Regions from separate parts of the Homo sapiens genome. Here region 2 is linked to region 1. The links are chromatin loops, found by intact Hi-C in ENCODE. Cell type or tissue: HepG2. All regions are shown on one strand. Links, peaks and the distances in the headings refer to the core of each region. The heading gives the core; the rest is flanking DNA.

The links. Peaks named below come from ENCODE experiments on the same cell type or tissue, not always from the same donor. Only the 100,000 strongest peaks of a DNase experiment are listed, where the experiment ranks them.
Region 2: a loop joins it to region 1, with 13 times the contacts of the local background. A loop is called at or near these places in 4 of 110 quality-filtered maps.

What each region holds. Positions count from the first base shown.
Region 1 is chr14:68,243,065-68,251,757 of GRCh38, forward strand. All of the region lies in intron 7 of RAD51B (RAD51 paralog B), which reads left to right. Among named protein-coding and RNA genes, the nearest start is that of RAD51B, 430 kb to the left of the region's middle. In HepG2, for the core only: a CTCF peak has its summit at 5,529 (motif pointing right); a DNase peak (open chromatin) is centred at 5,547.
Region 2 is chr14:68,713,055-68,721,747 of GRCh38, forward strand. No RefSeq gene overlaps it. Among named protein-coding and RNA genes, the nearest start is that of RAD51B-AS1, 32 kb to the left of the region's middle. In HepG2, for the core only: CTCF peaks have their summits at 2,406 (motif pointing right), 3,822 and 5,475; a DNase peak (open chromatin) is centred at 3,807.

The DNA.
Region 1 (8,693 bases), core at 545-8,544:
TGTGCATCATATATTATTTATTACTGTTATTAAGATGTGCTCTCCGGAATTAATTTACATCTAAAACCTGGGACTATTTAAAACAGAAATTTTAAAGGAAATCGATACCCGTTGCCTTCAGATTGCTCATTGCTTTGATTCACATATGATAATTAATGATATTTCTCTTTTTTTCTAGCTAGGGAAATATTTTCAAGATTATTAAATTTTTTAAACTTGCGAAGGTTAAAAAATAAAGCATTATTCATATTTTTCCCTATTGTAAACTTTTTTATATTATGCACACTTTTAGGCAGAAACAACTTTCTGCATGTTAATATTTCTAATAGTTTATCTTTTTGGTTAAGTCATCCAGCTTCTAAGAATTATTGAGTAACATCGCTATTAAATTGTCATGGTTGATGTTATTTTATATTTTCCGAGACCTAGACCTTGCTGATTTTTTTGATCCAGGCTTTTCCTTCCTTAGGGAATTTAGTTTCCCTTTGTTCACTTATTTATAGCTCTGCTGTGGGTATGGTTTGGAGCCTTGGTTTTTATTGCTTTAATTGCTTGGTAGTAATTGACACACTGTACACATTCCAGGCCCCATGTTCCCTTTACATATGAATTCACACTACTTGATGACTCAAATAGGCTATAATGAATCCCCTTTATCCTGGGATATCTTTGAGATTCTGGGTTACCGTGTTGATCTGTTTCCTTTAAACATGGTTCTGGCAGTGTTGCCCTACTGGAAACAACTGACCTTTCATTTCTGCTGGTATTTCATCATTATGGGTGCATCCCAATCTAATTATATGTTGATTTGTAATGAACAGAGGCTTCCTCTCATTTAATTTTCTGTTGACTTTATATTCCCTCTGTTTGGAAACCTCCAAGATTATGGTATCAGTTTCAATTTTGTTAAACTGATGTCTTTTCGTGATGACCTGCTTCCAGTGTATTACTTTTTTATTCAGTGATTCTATCAACCAGTGTTATCTGTTAAAAAAACAAACAAAAACAACCACTGATATGCTGGTGGGCTCTATGCTGTCATCTAAAATGTTATAGAAAGATCTGTTTGTATTGTTATTGTTGCTGTGAATTAGTCCAATGGCCTACCTACTATATAAGATATATTTGACCTTAGGAGTGAAAAAAAAAATCTTAACGGGAATCCTCACTGAAGTCTGATTTGGGTACAATAAGAATTCATCAAAAACATAGAAGCTGCATTTCCTAGGAAATCGAGGCTTTTTCCTGTATTTGGGAGTGGTAAAGAATACGCCCAAGAACTTGGAACAGATAAAGCATTGGCAGACAAACAAAAGATCTGTAGGGCAGGACTTCCTTTTTATTCTCCTGAGCTCTCTTTCCCATTGTTTCAGAGAAGATGGAGCAAACACCCAGACAGAAGCTGCTTCAGTATTGTCTTCTATTGATAGGCTGCTTGTGTTCAGTGATTCCTCTGGCCCATAGTGTCTGCTGGACAGTTGGAGGCTTTTTGAAGCCATTGTATTGTTAGAGAATAATTAGAGTGAATGAAACAGTGGGTAGGGGTTAACAACAATTCTTTGTTGCAAGCAATTGGTAGTCTTGGCATCAGTATTGGTAACAAGGCCAATCTACTGGAAGGAATCGAAACAAAAGATGGAAAAGTTGTGGTTGGTTTGTCTGATCCATCCAGCAAATCCACCCATGCATGGCCATTGTGTCCTGTGAGCTCTCTGGAAATGCCTTTGGTCACACTGCATTCCAAGCCACGGGGTGGGTAATCTCTGGGTAGTCTTGTACATGGATTTCCTAGACTTTCCCATAACAAAAATGGCAAGGCACAGGTGTTGTCTTGGCAATTAATCATACACTTTATAAAGAAAACAATGTCCTAACATTTGGGTAGATGAATGGCATGGTAGAAAAGCCCCATGATGTTTCTTTTGGAAGGAGGGTTAAAGAATGCCGTAACACTAACTAGCTCAGATGTGTCTATTGATACCAAGGTGAAAACATCTAGGCAAAACCATAATCTATGTCCTCATTGTCTCCTCCATCTCCTCCAGACCTACCCTGTCCTCGTCCTAGGAGTTTATATTGTGATCTAGAGGAGGCCCAGCCAGGGTGGGGTCTAACAAATTGGGGTGGGTATAAATTTAGTACTTCAAAGATAGTGGCTCTTATTGGAAAACTTTATAAGCTGAATGCCTATTTCCCCCTCACTAATTTGGGGAACTGCAGCTGCTGCTAAATTCTGAGTCAAATAGACTTGCAACTATGGTTGATCAGATTTGTGATGTATTAGTAACACATGGAAGTGGTGCCTTATGTCGGGGCCCTGGGTTCCTACTGGAAACCCATCACTTAGATTTGTATGATATTGGTATGATCTGCTAGTGTGTGATGCTTTGTTACATCCTCTTTTCAAGTCAGCTTTCCACCAGAGCTTCCCAAGAACAGAGAGGCCTGCCTCAAATATTTGGTTCAAATTATGCAACATAAGTTACCTTATATCTCTTTTCCTGTTGCTTATCTAAAAGGACAGAGACTCAGAGGCAGTTTAAAAGTGGAGGTGGGCATATCTCCAAGGCGATTTATGACTTTAGACGCATATCCCTAAAAGGCGAATTCCTGCTCTCACAAGTTGAATAGGGCTCTAATCCCACAATCTGATTTAGGCCAAGAATGACTTACATTTGAAATCCCAAACCAAGACTGTTCAAGATTGGTATTAAAGTCGGAGCAATGAGGTGGAGGTAGGGTTCACCTCCACATTATTCTGAGAATGGGCCTGACCCTCATGGATCTGTGGGTGTGAGGAGTGGTGGTTGTCAGGAGCCGGGGAAGGTAGTGCGGGGAGTGAAGGAGGGGAGACAGCAGTGTGCTTATTTTCAGTTTGTCAGCTGCTCTGGAAAATGGCCAAAATGAATGAGATACAACAAGCCTTCAGGGCTGCTGTAAGCCAAGGAGAGACAAGGCCCCTCCTTTTAAAAAGCTCTGTGGAATTTAGACTTAAAGTTTTATATGTTATTTTGTTTAGGGTAAATGTGAAATCCCTAAACACTCCCCAGGAAATGTTAGCTCCCAGGAACACACAGTGGGCCCTAACTCCCTGGACAGAAGTACGTCTTGAGGGAGAAAAAAGAATTCAGCACCATTCCATGAAGCCTCCTGGCTCTGTTTGGCCATGGGAGAAAGATTGATGAGAACCATGATTAGATCTGTCTCTGTGGCCTCCAGCAGATTATTGGAAAGCCTTGAAAAAAAAAAATCTTTTTGACAAAAAAGGATAGAAGTTCCAGTAGACAGGGGAAAGAAAAGGGCTAAATCTTCCAGGCCAAAATATGCCAGGGTTTGTACAAACCAGGGAGATGGAGCAAAGCTGAGCACTTTTATGAGAAGAGGCACTGGCATCAATCTAAAGGAGAGAGAATCTGGGACATTTAAGAAAAGGGGGCTTCCATGTGGGAAGAAGGGCTTGTGAACCCAGTGTGGTTGTGAATTCTGTAACGGAAGTCACCAGCTGGGCTTTTTCTAGGCAGGAGTTATCTTCTTTACTGGCAATCATGTTCCAAGTTTAATCTCTCCTCAGTGTGACTTTGGTCTCACGTTCACATCATGAAAACTCCAGGCTGTTTTTTGCTATACTCCTGAGTAATGTTGACATTTCTAAGGAGAGAGGAAATCTGGATAAATAGAGTTCTTTTCTTGGCATTGTTAAAAATATTACTAAAAAGAGCAAAGGGTGTTTTCAGAGCTAAGTGGAAGTAAAGTCTTTCTTTGCAATTTTGAAAGGCCAGGTAGGTGGCTGGGTACGCACTTTCTTGTAGCCTGTTTGTTTTAGCCCGCAGTGGTTTCTGAGCAGCTCTAAGTTCTGATAAAGGACACAAACACACCCATGCTACAGTGGCCATCTCACTTAATGCTGTCTTTTCTATCCTGTGACTGAAGAGCAGGGGCTCTTGTTCATGCCCAGTAAGAAGTAAACCCTGAACTAAACATCACACACTGAGAATCTCTTCATAATCTAGGCACAGATAATCTTTAACACTAAACTACTGTGAAATTCTACCAGCATTAAGTACTGTATATTGCCCTGTGCTTGGATAGGCTGGCTAACTCGTAGGAAGAGAGCACTGTATGGTATCCTTTTGCTTTATTCACCAGCATTTTGGGGGAACATTTCTTTTACATTTTAAATAAAACTTCAGCTTGAAAAAAAAAATGTATGTAACTTGTAGGACATTTCTGAAAATTACATTATAGCTAGTCTATCACGGATTTTGAATTGTCTTTAAATTTTGCTATCAAAAGCAGAACAACAACTTGTCATCATAGAACTGGAAGGCATGGTTATTTTGTTTACCTCTTACTTTTTGCCCATTTGGAAACTGAAATTGCTTAAAGTTACATAGCTAGTTAGTGCAGGAACGGAAATGAAAAACTATTTCCTGATGCCTGGTTTATCACAATGGAAGGCTCTGCCCACAAGAAGGAAAGTTCAGTTCAGATTCCCTGTAATTTTAAGAACTTTCATGAATATACTAATTTTAGTAGAAACAACTAACCAAGATGGCTTATCATTCTCAACGGAACATAATTTTAAGGAGAAACACTTGGAATAATCTAATTTTAAACTGTAATGCTAATTCTTTATTAGTCTATTTGGGGGATTTTTTATATGTTGCATGACATACTTGCACATTTTCCTATTTAATACTTCTTTTAATCCTGAAAGCACTTATTTAAGAATGATCACTAGCACTCCAGGACAAGTTAAATACAGAAAGCCATATACATATAAATGGCAGACATAACTGCAAAAAGAGAACAATATAGTGAGGGAAATGGTCTTCAGGGTGCTGCAAAGCGCTTTATAGTTACAAAATGCCTTCATGTACATTTCTAATTGATCCTCAGGACAGTGTTGTAAAAGGAGGAAGAATGTGTGTGTAAGTGTACAGCTGTTTTCCAGAACACCAAATCGAAGCTCAGAGATATTGCACAACTCACCAGCACAGCGAGGAAGCTACTGAATTGGGACTCACACTCAGACCTTCACCCCAAGCCCATAGCTCATTTTATTACTTCATAATGCGTTAGTTGCAGAAGTAATAATACTTTAAAAAGCAATCCACATTTTTTCTGTTTACTCTTTCCTCTCTTCTTCAGGACAGAAACTGTACTTTCCTTGTCCAGTTCCAGTTTGTATTATTGTATTCATGGTATTTACCTTACCTGGAGGGAATAGGCCTTTTAAATATCATTAAAATTGGGTTTTTGAGGTTATGTTCTTTTCTCCTTCACATCCTAAACTTCAGACCTCATGCTCTTTGGCCTTCCATTCAATTCAAATGAGAAGGGCTGTTGTAATTGTTGGCAATGCCTCCCCAGGCTGCCACTGTATGTGAAGGATCTTCATGTTTGGAAAGAAAAAAAAAATGCAGTTTAGTGAAGTTCATGATTCTACTTTTACTCTTCTAACATAGCCTTTTTTTTTTAATTTATTTGTTTGTTTTTACATGTAACACTAGGTGGCAGAATAACTACACCACAAAGCACCACATCCTTTGTTTCTCACTACTCTGGGGAGTGGGTATCTGAATAGTGAGGCATAAAACCATCTGTGGCTACATGAGATTGGACCAACCAACAAGGCCAATATTTTCTTGACAGGGAACTGGCTGCAGTGATTCTAAAACGTATGCTTCCAAGATACTGTCTTTAAGATTTCCATCTTTCTTTTTTCCCCAGCTCCCCTGGATTTTAATTTCTCTGCCCCATTGCACTCTGCTAGCAGAGGGCGGACACAGCCTGCAGGCAGCTGCTTTGAAATGGCAGATTGGGATGGATGTGCCCATTGGTGCTGGCACCCTCGCCTTTGTGTGGCAGTGGGTCATGAAGGGTCTGGGGGTAAGGCACCTGAGTCCTTGCCCGAATGGCACCAGGCCCTCTGGCAGAGGGGCAGCAGTGGCTGGGCTGAGTCAGTTGGAAGATGCTGCCCTCACTAACTCAGGTTTACAGAACAGGTGTTTTTAAAGAGCAGTCTGATCCTGGTTCAGCTCTGTCACCGGTTTGGAAATACTGCCGTGCAGTCGGTGGGTCATTGCCTCTCAGTTTCTTCCTAGCAATTTGCTGGTGTCTGCTACCCTGGATGCCTCACATGCCACAGGACACACTAAGCTAAATAAAGCAGAGCAAGTTCTGTCTTTCATGTTGTGAAGAGTATGAACTTGGGCTGCGGAAATACTTCTTTGGATTTTTGCTGAAAAAGAAAAGAATAGCATTAAAACAAAACAATACTTACCAACTAGTAATAATACTCTAAGTATACCCTACATTAAGAAACTCCTGTAAAACCAAGTCTGAATGTATAAAATCGATCAAACAAAAAGGTTGTATTTTAATTACAAAAGCGTTCTTTGTAACTGGAACCACAATCGGATTTCATTAAATAGTGAGCTTCTGATGTGAATTGTAAATGTTTTAATCTACAAAAAAAAGTACTTAAATCTTGACTTTTCAGGAACCCACTTGTTATATAAAACAAAAACCAACTGGACTATAGTTTTACACACATACTTACATCACACCCTCACCACTTTCCGACTGGGAATCCTAGAGTATTTTTTAGTGTTTAGCTGGAGGTCCAGGTAGTGTCCTAATTTTGCACACACAGCCCTGGTGACATGAAAGGGCATTGTTGAAATGACCAAGTGAGTCATGGTAATCAGGGCAATCCTGTAGGTTAGAGATATGGGGGTCTTGTTTATTTGTTTGCCTGCTAGAGCTGCAATTCTTTCATAAACTACATGACTTTTGAAAATACCTCAAACAACATATATAAATCAGACCAAGGATATTAATCTCAGGCCACCGCCATAGTGAGGCTTTGAAGCCAGGGGAAGGTGGTGAGACCTTCTTGTTTGTTAAGGAAGAAATGTCATAAAAATTCCAAAGCAGGACTCAAATTTCCAGGGGAGAGGGCCTCTTTATTGTTTCCTCTAATAGCTGCTTTGGCGCTTTAGTGAATAAATGTGTTGCACAAAGTAACCCTAGATGCATCTGAACTTTAGTCTGGCTTGGCTCCCACTTTTGTATTTAGCATCCATTCTGAATTATTTATTTAAGATATTTTTGCTGTTGTTTGTCACTCCTTCTTCCTGTCTCCCTACCAGTCCCCCTCATTCGTCCTGTCTTTATTTTTACACTTCTCTAATTAATTGATATCTTCTGCTCTTAGCACTGCAGCAAATGTGCCTGCATTTTTATGTGGATCTTCACTATGCAGGCTATGCTTTTAAGTTTCTGGAATAGAATGATGGTAAAAATGAGTCATGGCTTGTTTCTATATTTGTTTCTGAGTCAAGAAGCTTAATTTTCTTACTATAATGCCTGAGATATCAAGCTATACAGTTTACTTTTAAGGGAAACAATCACAATTTCATCAATTCCTTTAAGTAGATGTTTTCAAATATTATAGAATTCTTTGGATTTGTGTTTCCAAAATGAACAACACAATGGTAGTGCTATTATTGTTTTAAGGAGAAAAAGAAGCATATCCAAAATAGGTAAAATCTTCCCCTAAATCCCCTGGGAACAGGCCTATGGGTGTTGCCCTGGCCTGCTCACAGCCCCAGGACAACCGGCATTAATTCACTGAGGGCCTCATACCTACATCTCAATGACTGCTTAAACCAGATACCTGAGGGTCTGGGGTCTAACAGAAGAAAAAAGGAGAGTAGAGCTGAGGGTTATGGAACATTCCCAGGAAGGGAGAGAATATCAGAAAATGCAAGACTGCCCCAGTGCAGCAGCAGTGATGCAGCCAGAGGTTACCAGAAGTTCTGGCACCTCCACCTTCATGGACACAAGCTGTATATATCAGTTTACCATGGTTTTCAGTGTAAAAAAGCAACTTATGTCCTTCAGTGTCAGTTTATTGAGCTCTTCAGTGCAGCCTCATAACTTATATTAATTGGGAGGAAAATGCTTCCAGAGAAAGGAGAGATGCTGGACAAAACAACTTTGTCTTTGACTAGTTGTCAAGGCCCTGCTGTTTGGAGTCATTGACAAGTCCTTGATTCTTGTATGACAGATCCAGGGGAAAAAAAGAAGTGATTCATCTTCTTCTGTTGCACCTTTCAAGGAGGAATTAAAAAAAAAAAAGATTTTGCTTATGGACTTAACATCACTGGCAGCAGTAAGTGGGCTCTGACTCTTTGCAAGGTATAATTTACCATTGTGCTCCTCCCTCCTGAGTTTATGCACCTCGATGAGCCCCGGCCCATTAAAATTCCTTCTTAAAAGCAGGAGGTGAAAAGAGCCAAGCGTGTGTTTTTTTTAGAGGAGAGTGTAGCTATACAAGGAAAGAGGTCCCAGTCCTTTTTCTATTTTAAATGCTGGTAAACAACTTGAAACCTGTTAAAGCTTTTGAAGGAATGTGGAGGAGTTGTCCTTTTGACTCTAATGTTGGGGAAAACAAAATAAAGGAAATAATTTTAAGAAAAGAGACTTTCCCATGATGAGCTTTAGTCTGAAGCATCCTGCAGGTGTCACATCTGTTCCTCTAGGTGTGCAGATTAATTTCAGTTGCCTCCATGTCTGCTGGGTCCATTATCTTTGCTCGGCTGGGTCCAACATCTTTGCTCATTTCTCTACTGAACTTTTTCCAACTTTCAGTGCTGTGCTTTTCCATCTCAGCCCTTGTCAAA
Region 2 (8,693 bases), core at 531-8,530, 470 kb after region 1:
TGCAGGAAGCGCCAGCAGGCCTCCACCATGGGTTTCTCATGGCCGAGAAGGGTGTGCTGATCTGCTCACCTGCCTGCGCCCCGACCCCGGACACCAGCTCATTCACACCAGCCAGCCAGCTCCACCTTCCCTCTATGGGTAGCCCTTCTTTGGTGCTTCTGGGATCCTGGAGCTGAGACAGCCAGCAGCCCCCTCTGACCGTAGAGGACCCATTTCAGCCACAGAATTGGCAACCTCTCACTGTGCTGCCTTACGGTCCTTCCTCTCTCCTTTCCTGTCATTCTGTGTGCCAGAGTTGTGCTGTCTACACAGCAAGCTCCTAAGCAATGGTGGTGATCAGGCTATGTATACTCCCGAAGAAATGGGGAAGAAAGGGTCAGCAGCCATGTCTGAGGCTGGTGTGAACGTGCTGAGTAAACAGGCCAGCGAGATCTACAAAGTTTAAGACTCCCTGCTCCCAGGACCAAAAGAGACAAACAAGGTTGAAAAGCACAAACTCAACATTTTTAAAAACCATAAAATGAGACAATTCCCACCTAAGGCCATCTCTCATATATTCACACCAGAGGGCTTCAAGTGTGGGAATTGTGTCGGGAGAAGCAGAGCAAAAGCTGGCTAGCCGGTCCACAAGGCTCGAGATGGGGGATACGAAGGTAGGATGGTCAATGGACAGAGGCCAGAGGCAGAGGCTCATCCAAGACATCACTTGACTAAACCAGTAGAGACCTCTGAAGCAGTACAACAGTGTGGTCAAAGAAAATGGCAAGCTTGGTAGGTAAAAGAGTTTGCTGACACAGATGTTATCTACAGTGGAGAAGTCACTGTCATTAGAAAATATTCCCCCATTTGCTAAATGCTTTCAGCACTCCAGCCGGAGAGGCGATTCAGAACGCTGATGTTGCAGATAAGTGCAAGGATGGGAGGAGCTGCGGCTCCCGTCCTTCAATCTCAAGAATCCTGCCAATTCCAAGCACCCACGCTGTGTCTACGGTTCAGGACAGCCCTGGAGGAAGATGGTGCTCCCAGAAAAATCCCAAAGAGGTGGTCCAGAAAGCTGGCCACCAACAAGGGGCACTGACAGGAGAACTGGAGGCTTGGATCTCTGACCTAGGATGTCAGGAGCTGCCACAGATAAGAACTGAGAGAGTCAGGGCTGGAAAGCAGGGCCATTACTGGGAAACTTCCAGTGGAAGAGAAAGAATCTTGAGAGATGGCTGAGGGAATTGAGTTCTAGACCTAGATCTGTGTGACCTTGAGTCAGTCATTTCATCTCTCTGGGCCTCAGTTTCCTCATTTGTAACATCGGGGGTTGGGTTGGATTACGTCTAAGGTTCTATCACATTAACATCCTATGGACAGCATCAGAGAACAGGGAGGGGACCAACACTGGAATGTCCCTAAATGTAATGCATTGGGCCACCAAAGCAGAACGGAGTGTAGAGTTAAAACTCATATTTGGAGCCCGGTGCAGTGGCTCACACCTGTAATCCCTGTCCCTTGGGAGGTCAAGGCAGGAGGATCACTTGAGGCCAGGAGTTCAAGACCAGCCTGGGCAACATAGTGAGACCCTACCTCTAGAAAAATAAAAAAATTATCCGGGTGTGGTGGTGCACACCTGTAATCCTAGCTACCCAGGGAGCTGAGGAGGGAGGATCACTTGAGCCCAGGAGTTTGAGTCTGCAGTGAGCTATGATTTCATCACTGCACTTTCAGCCGGGCAACAGAGCAAGACCTTACCTCAAAAATATATTTTAAAAATAATAATAACTTATAAAGGAACTTGTATTTGTCAAGCATCAGAACAAGCTGTAAAGCTTTCCTAACCCTGCTTCCCACAGCCACACACAGCATCCTGACCTCCTTGTCCCATGATCAGAGTATGAGCCAGTGGGCTCCAAGTTGGTCAACCCAATTCTCAGTCCACTACTTGTGCTAGCTGTGTGACTTCAGGCAAGGCAGTTATCTTTTTGCCTTGCCTGTTTCCTCATCTCTAAGAATCTTCGCCTCCTCCCTGCCCCACGAGGAGGGTGAGAGAATTCACTGAGTAATGTCCACTTAGCACTTAGCTTGCAAGGGGGGAAGAGTCCCACATAAATAGAAGATGACGAGGGTTGTTGTGACAGCTGTTTGATTCCCTGAGCTCTTCCCCAGCCCTTCCTTTGCTGCTGATGGAAACTAACCTGTTGTGAGTCACTATTGTCTTGTTCTCAAAGTTCAGTTCAGAGAATTCCCCTTGAGCCTGAGGTTCCTATCTAGCCTCACTGCCAAATGAGGAGACATCAGAGAACAAGGCTAAGAAAATATGATGCCACCACTTCCCTAACACTTGATTCCACTTTGCTTTTTAGCCACTATACTGTACGCTTCCTAAGGGCGGGGACATCTGGGCAACCATGTTGCACAACTGCAGGGGGCACCCTCTGCCAGCATTTAGTTGACACCCAATAAGCATTTGTTGAATGAATGACATAAACTGCCTAGCTAATATTTGGGTGGGAGGAAGAAAACTAATATTTTTGAATATCCACCATATGCCAAAAGCATTTTCTATTTTATTCATTCCTCTTAGCAGTCTTATGGAATCAAAACTATTCTCCCAATTTATGGTTGGGTAAACTGAGACTCAAGAATTAAGTGATCACCAAGGTCTCATGCAATGTAAGCGGTAGACAAAGACTTTGAACTCATGCCTGTTTCACTGGATTCCAGTCACAGTCCCATGAATGTGGGTAGGGGAAGGAGGCAAATACCTTAAACCAAGATAAGCTGAGACACTGTTTTCAACAAGGGTTTTTGCTGGACCAACAGGGTAATAGTGCCGGAAGGGTATGGCCTGTTAGTAACAGAAAGGCCCCCTCAAACCAGGCCTTTAAATGGTAAGTGCTGGCTGAGAAAAAGCCCAAGTTTCAATAGGTTCTCAAACCCTTCAGGAGAGCCAAGAGAATCTGGGCTGTCCCTTCTCCCTTCCTTTATGCCTATTCTTACCTCCACTACCTCACCATCGTCACACACATGCACACACAATCCCTGCTACAAGGTCTCCCAACAAATATAAAAACAGAGACACACAATGTCTATTCCCCTCTCCCTGCAAAACCCCTCTGTTCCTAGAAGACTGGTGAGAGCTGACAAGCAGGAACGCGGACAACACGAATCACAGAAAGAACAAGAAAAGACCGGGCACAGTGGCTCATGCCTGTAATCCCAACACTTTGGGAGGCCAAGGTGAGTGGATCACTTGAGGTGAGGAGTTCAAGACCAGCCTGGCCAACATGGTGAAACCTTGTCTTTACTAAAAATACAAAAATTAGCCAGGCATGGTGGTGCATGCCTGTAATCCTAGCTACTCGGGAGGCTGAGGCGGGAGAATCTCTTGAACCCGGGAGGCAGAGGTTGCAGTGAGCTGAGATCACGCCACTGCACTCCAGCCTTGCGACAGAGTGAGCCTCCATCTAAAAAAAAAAACAAAAACCAAAAACCAAAAACAAAAACAAACAACCCCCCCAAAAAAAAACCCACAAAAACAAAGAACAAGAGGACTTCTTTGCCTCAACACTGCTAAAATTCAAGAGTATAGGAAGTAGCCCTTGTCCTCCAGTCTCTGCCTGGGACATTTTCCTAGCATGAACAGTATGGGCAAGGCTCCCCCAGCACCACAGATGAACCCAGGTTCAACTCCTCCATTCCTGAGCTTTGTTGACCTTCATGAGTTCTTTGATATGGGAACAATCATCTCTGGTCTAATATCAGAAGGAACTGTGCTTTCAAACACCACAATGGGCCTTGTTTAAGGAGCAGTCCCTAGGAGAGCCCGCAGGGAGCAGTACATATTTACTCAGGCCTATGGCACTTGTAAAGGAATTATTGGCAGTTGAGAGGCGCTTCCAGCTGAATGTATATCCCAAGGCATGCTAGCTCCCCTCACCTGGGGCCTGATAAATGCCGGGTACTCTGTCAATTGGCTGACATCTCATGGCTTCCCCAGCTGCTGCCCAGAGTAAAGCAATGGGATTGAGCGAGTTCATGGTATCCCTCTTATTCTTTCCATAGATCCACCTTGCTCAGCTCTTTTTTGTTTTTATTTTTTAATAAAATAGAGACAGGGACCTTGCTATTTTTCCCAGGCTGGTCTTGAACTCCTGGCCTCAAGAGATCCTCCTGCCTTGATCTCCCAAAGTGCTGGAATTAAAGGTGTCACCCCCCGCATGCCCGGCCCTTACTCGGCTCTTTCAACCCCCAAAGATGAGAGTGTCTAACAGGAAAGTGACCACAGCTTCACTTGCTAGAAGATAACATCACTAAACAGGGAACCCAGGACTGAAGGCTGATTGTTGCACCTGTGAGCCTAAATCCCAGCTCTGCCAATACCTGCTGTATTTGTGTACTAGGGCTACCGTAACAAAATCCCACAGATGGGGTGGCTTAAACAATGTATCTGTTTCAGAAACTTATTATCTACCTCAGAAACATATTTTCTCACAGTTCTGGAGGCCTGAGGTCCAAGACCCGTGTATTATGAATGTCAAGGACAGAGTAGCAAGTAGTAAAGAAGAACCACAGGCCATTCTTGGAAAGCTAGCTGCATTGACAGGAGATGCTTGGGCAGTGCACAGCTGGAGACCTTCCTGTCTTTGCAGTTCTCTCTGCTTACTTCCAAACAAGTTGTATATATAGATTTTGATTTAGACACTTTCAGGTGCACACAGGCCTCTGTCAGTAAAATAAAGAAAACAGGGCCGGGCCTGGTGGGTCACGCCTGTAATCCCAGCACTTTGGGAGGCCGAGGCGGGTGGATCACCTGAGGCCAGGAGACCAGCCTGACCAATATGGTGAAACCCTGTCTCTACTAAAAATACAAAAATTAGCTGGGCGTGATGGTGGGCACCCGTAGTCTCAGCTACCCGGGAGGCTGAGACAGGAGAATTACTTGAACCTGGGAGGTAGAGGTTGCAGTGAGCCGAGATTGCGTCACTGCACTCCAGCCTGGGCCACAGAGCGAGACTCCGTCTCAAAAAAAAAAAAAGAAAAGAAAAAAACCAGATTCCTGTCTCCATAAAATATCTGATGCTGCTATTTTTTTATTCATTTTTTTCTGGGCCTCAGGGGTAAAGAATTGAGTTAATCATCCTATTTGATTCATGGCAGCATCACACTCACTGCATTCCCCTCGCTCCAGTAGTTGCTATACTCATGTGTTTCAAGGGATCCTTTGATAATGATATATTCTTGTGAGATACATGGTATTATTCTGTAGGAGGATTGTATTTTTAATTCATAAATGGTATGCTGTAAATAGCATTTGGTTTCCTGCTCTTTTTTCCAGTTCTAAGGTATCACCATGTGACAGTATGTGCATATCATTCCCTGCTTCTAAGATCCATGGGTATTCCATAGTGTGTGCCTACCAGTTAACCTATCCACACACGTGGTGATGCACAACTCAGCTGCCACATACAAGGCAGCTGCAAGTGCCCTGGTGGCTGGCACAAGAACTGCTCTGAGAAACCCAAAAGGGTTTCTGTGCCCCAGGTGGACACATCCTCACTGCACTGAACCCTTCCAGACTGCTTTGTGACCAAGCAGATCTATGTAATAAGGTGCTTGGTATAGTGCTTTTTACCTTATCAGCTATTAACCAAAGAATCCTACACTGGGGCATCAGGGTTTAATCCAGTTCTGCCACGGGGTGGCTGTGGGATGTTACATAAGTCACATCATGTGTCTGGGTCTCAGGATCCTCTTCCACCAAGTGAGTATGCCGGACAAGGTCAACCCAAGGCCAACCCTAACCCCACTGGGAGTGCATCTGAGGGGCAGCACAAGACAATGAAGCAGAGACACCTTCAGACCCCAAGTCCTGGCTTTGGCGGCCTTTGAGAATTGCGGAAGGAGCCCACTGGGAATATATGTGTTATAGGAGTCCTTTGACAATTAAATGAAATAATGGACATAAAGTACCTGGCACTTTGAGAAGCTGTTCAAACTGATATCTACTCTCTTTATTCCCAACCCATGCCCTTTCCCTGTTTTGTCATTTTCCATTGAAGAATTCTGAAATTTTTCGGATTCTAAATTCTGACAATTTACCGTTCATTCTCTGTCTTCTTAATGAGGTGTAAATACATACAGTAAGGTCTAATAATCTTCTTTTAATAACAGCTTTATTGAAGTATTCACATACCATAAAATTCACCCTTTAAAAGTATACAATTCACAGGTTTTTATAATACTATATTCACAGAGAAATCTCATCACTACTTAATTTAAGAACATTTTCCTCGCCCCCCACCAAAAAAAAAAAAAAAAAAAAACCCTCACTCTCCATTTCACCCTCTCCAGCCCCTGGCAACCATTAATCTACTTTCTGTCACTATTCTGAGCATCTCATACAAATGGAATCATTTACCATATGGCCTTTTGTGACTGGCTTCTTTCACTTAGCGTAACATGTTCAAGGTTCATTGTCAAATAATATTCCACTCTATGGACACAGCACATTTTGTGTATTCATTTGTCAGTTGATGAACACTTGGGTTGCTACCACTTTTTGGCTATTATGAATAAAGCTTCTATGAACATTCATGTACAGATTTTCGTGTGGTCATGTTTTCAATTTTCTTGGGTATATACCTAGGAATGGAATTGCCAACTATATGGCATCTTAATGCTTAACTTTTAAGGAGGTACCAAAATGTTTTCTGAAACACTGCTTTTCAGTCCCACAGCCATATACGAGGGCTCCAATTTCTCTACATTCTCATCAGCTCTTATTATTGTCTTGTCTCTTTTGTTTTAGCCACGCTAGTGGGTGTGAAATGATATCACTTTGTGGTTTTGAAGTGCACTAATCTTACATTAGCAGCTTGGTTTTTGCAAATGTGTGCACCTAAGATACATATACACAGATTTAAATATAGAACATTTCCCTCCTCCTGCCTCTGAGTCACTAACTTCCTACCCAAGGTAACCACTGTTCTGCAGCAACATTGCCTGATTTTCGTGCTCTTTAACTTTATGTAAATAACAACATAAAATATATACTCTTATGTCTAGCTTTTTTTCACTCAAAAAATGTTGTGGTATCAGTGGTTTCAGGTGCTTGTTCTTTTTACTTCTATGTAGTATTTCATTATATGAGTATACTGCAATCTGTTTATTCATTCTTTTATGAGTGGACATTTGTGTTGGTTCCAACTTGGGGTTATTATGAATAAAATTGCAAAACACTCTTGTACCTTTCTTTTGGAAGAAATATGAACTCATTTCTCTTAGGTCTGTACGTAGGAATGGAATTGCTGGATCACAGAGTAGCTTTAACTTTAGCAGAGGTTACCAAACAGTTTTCCAGAGTGGTTGTACCAATTTACATGCCCATCAGTAGTGTATGAGCATTTCAAGTTGTTCTATATCTTCTTTGGCACTTGAATAAATCAGTCTTTTTGTTTTTGTTTTTTAATTGAGACACGATCTCATTCTGTCATCCAGGCTGGAGTGCTGTGGCACGAACATGGCTCACTATAGCCTCAACCTCCCTGGGCTCAAGTGACCCTACCATCTCAGTCTCCAGAGTAGCTGGGATTACAGGCGTGCACCACAATGCCTGGCTAATTTTTTAATTTTTTAGAAATGGGGTCTCACTATCTTGCCCAGGTTAGTGTCAAACTCCTATCCTCAAACGATCCTCCCACCTCAGCCTCCCAAAATGCTGGGATTACAGATATGAGCTACCATGCTCAGCCTAAGTTTTTAACGTTTTTCAAGTAAGTTTTAGTTTTGGTGTATAATGGTATCGCACTACGGTTTTAATTTGTGTTTCTCTAGCAACGAATCATGTTGAGCACCTTTGTTCATTGCCTTCAGTCTGAAACTTAGCTGAAAGGATCTGACAAATAATGCTCAACTCTCCCTGGTGGTTACCAGAAGAGCTAAGGATTGAGGTGCTCCAGGGGGCCCCATCAAGGGTGAGGTCTTTTATCCCAGATCCTTGATCACACTCTACTAATTGAACACTAATAAAAATCCATTGCTAGGAGCATATTTATTCATTTTTGAATTAACAGTATTTTACTTTCAACTCCTAGAACTCTCCTTGCAACATATCCTTAACCCAATAAAGAAAGAGATGGAGAATTAGCAAAGTAAGTGTAAAAAAAAAATTTACCAGTCAATCTTCAAGGCAAAGAATTGACTATACTAAACATAATAACTTTTCATTTAAAAGTTAAAGTCAGGTGAAGTTATAGTCTAGTGTATAAGGGATGTTTAAATTCATGTTTCTCTTTTTGTTTGTTTGTTTTTTGAGACAGAGTCTCTCTCTGTAACCAAGGCTGGAATGCAGATCTCAGCTCACTGCAACCTCCACCTCCCAGGTTCAAGAGAATCTCCTGCCTCAGCCTCCTGAGTAGCTAGGACTACAGGTGCATGCCACTAAGCCTGGCTAATTTTTGTATTTGTTGTAGAGACAAGGTTTCACCATGTTGGCCAGGCTGGTCTCGAACTTCTGGCCTCAAGTAATCCGCCTGCCTTGGCATCCCAAAGTGCTGGGAGTACAGGAGTGAGCCACCACACACACTTTCTCTTTGTTTTTTTTTTAATAGAAAGTTTATATTCTTTATGATAGCTTAATGGAAGGAGCATTCGAAAGAGGGTCAGTTACCTTCAAAGAAAGTGTACTCTGTCCTCAAGTTGGGAGA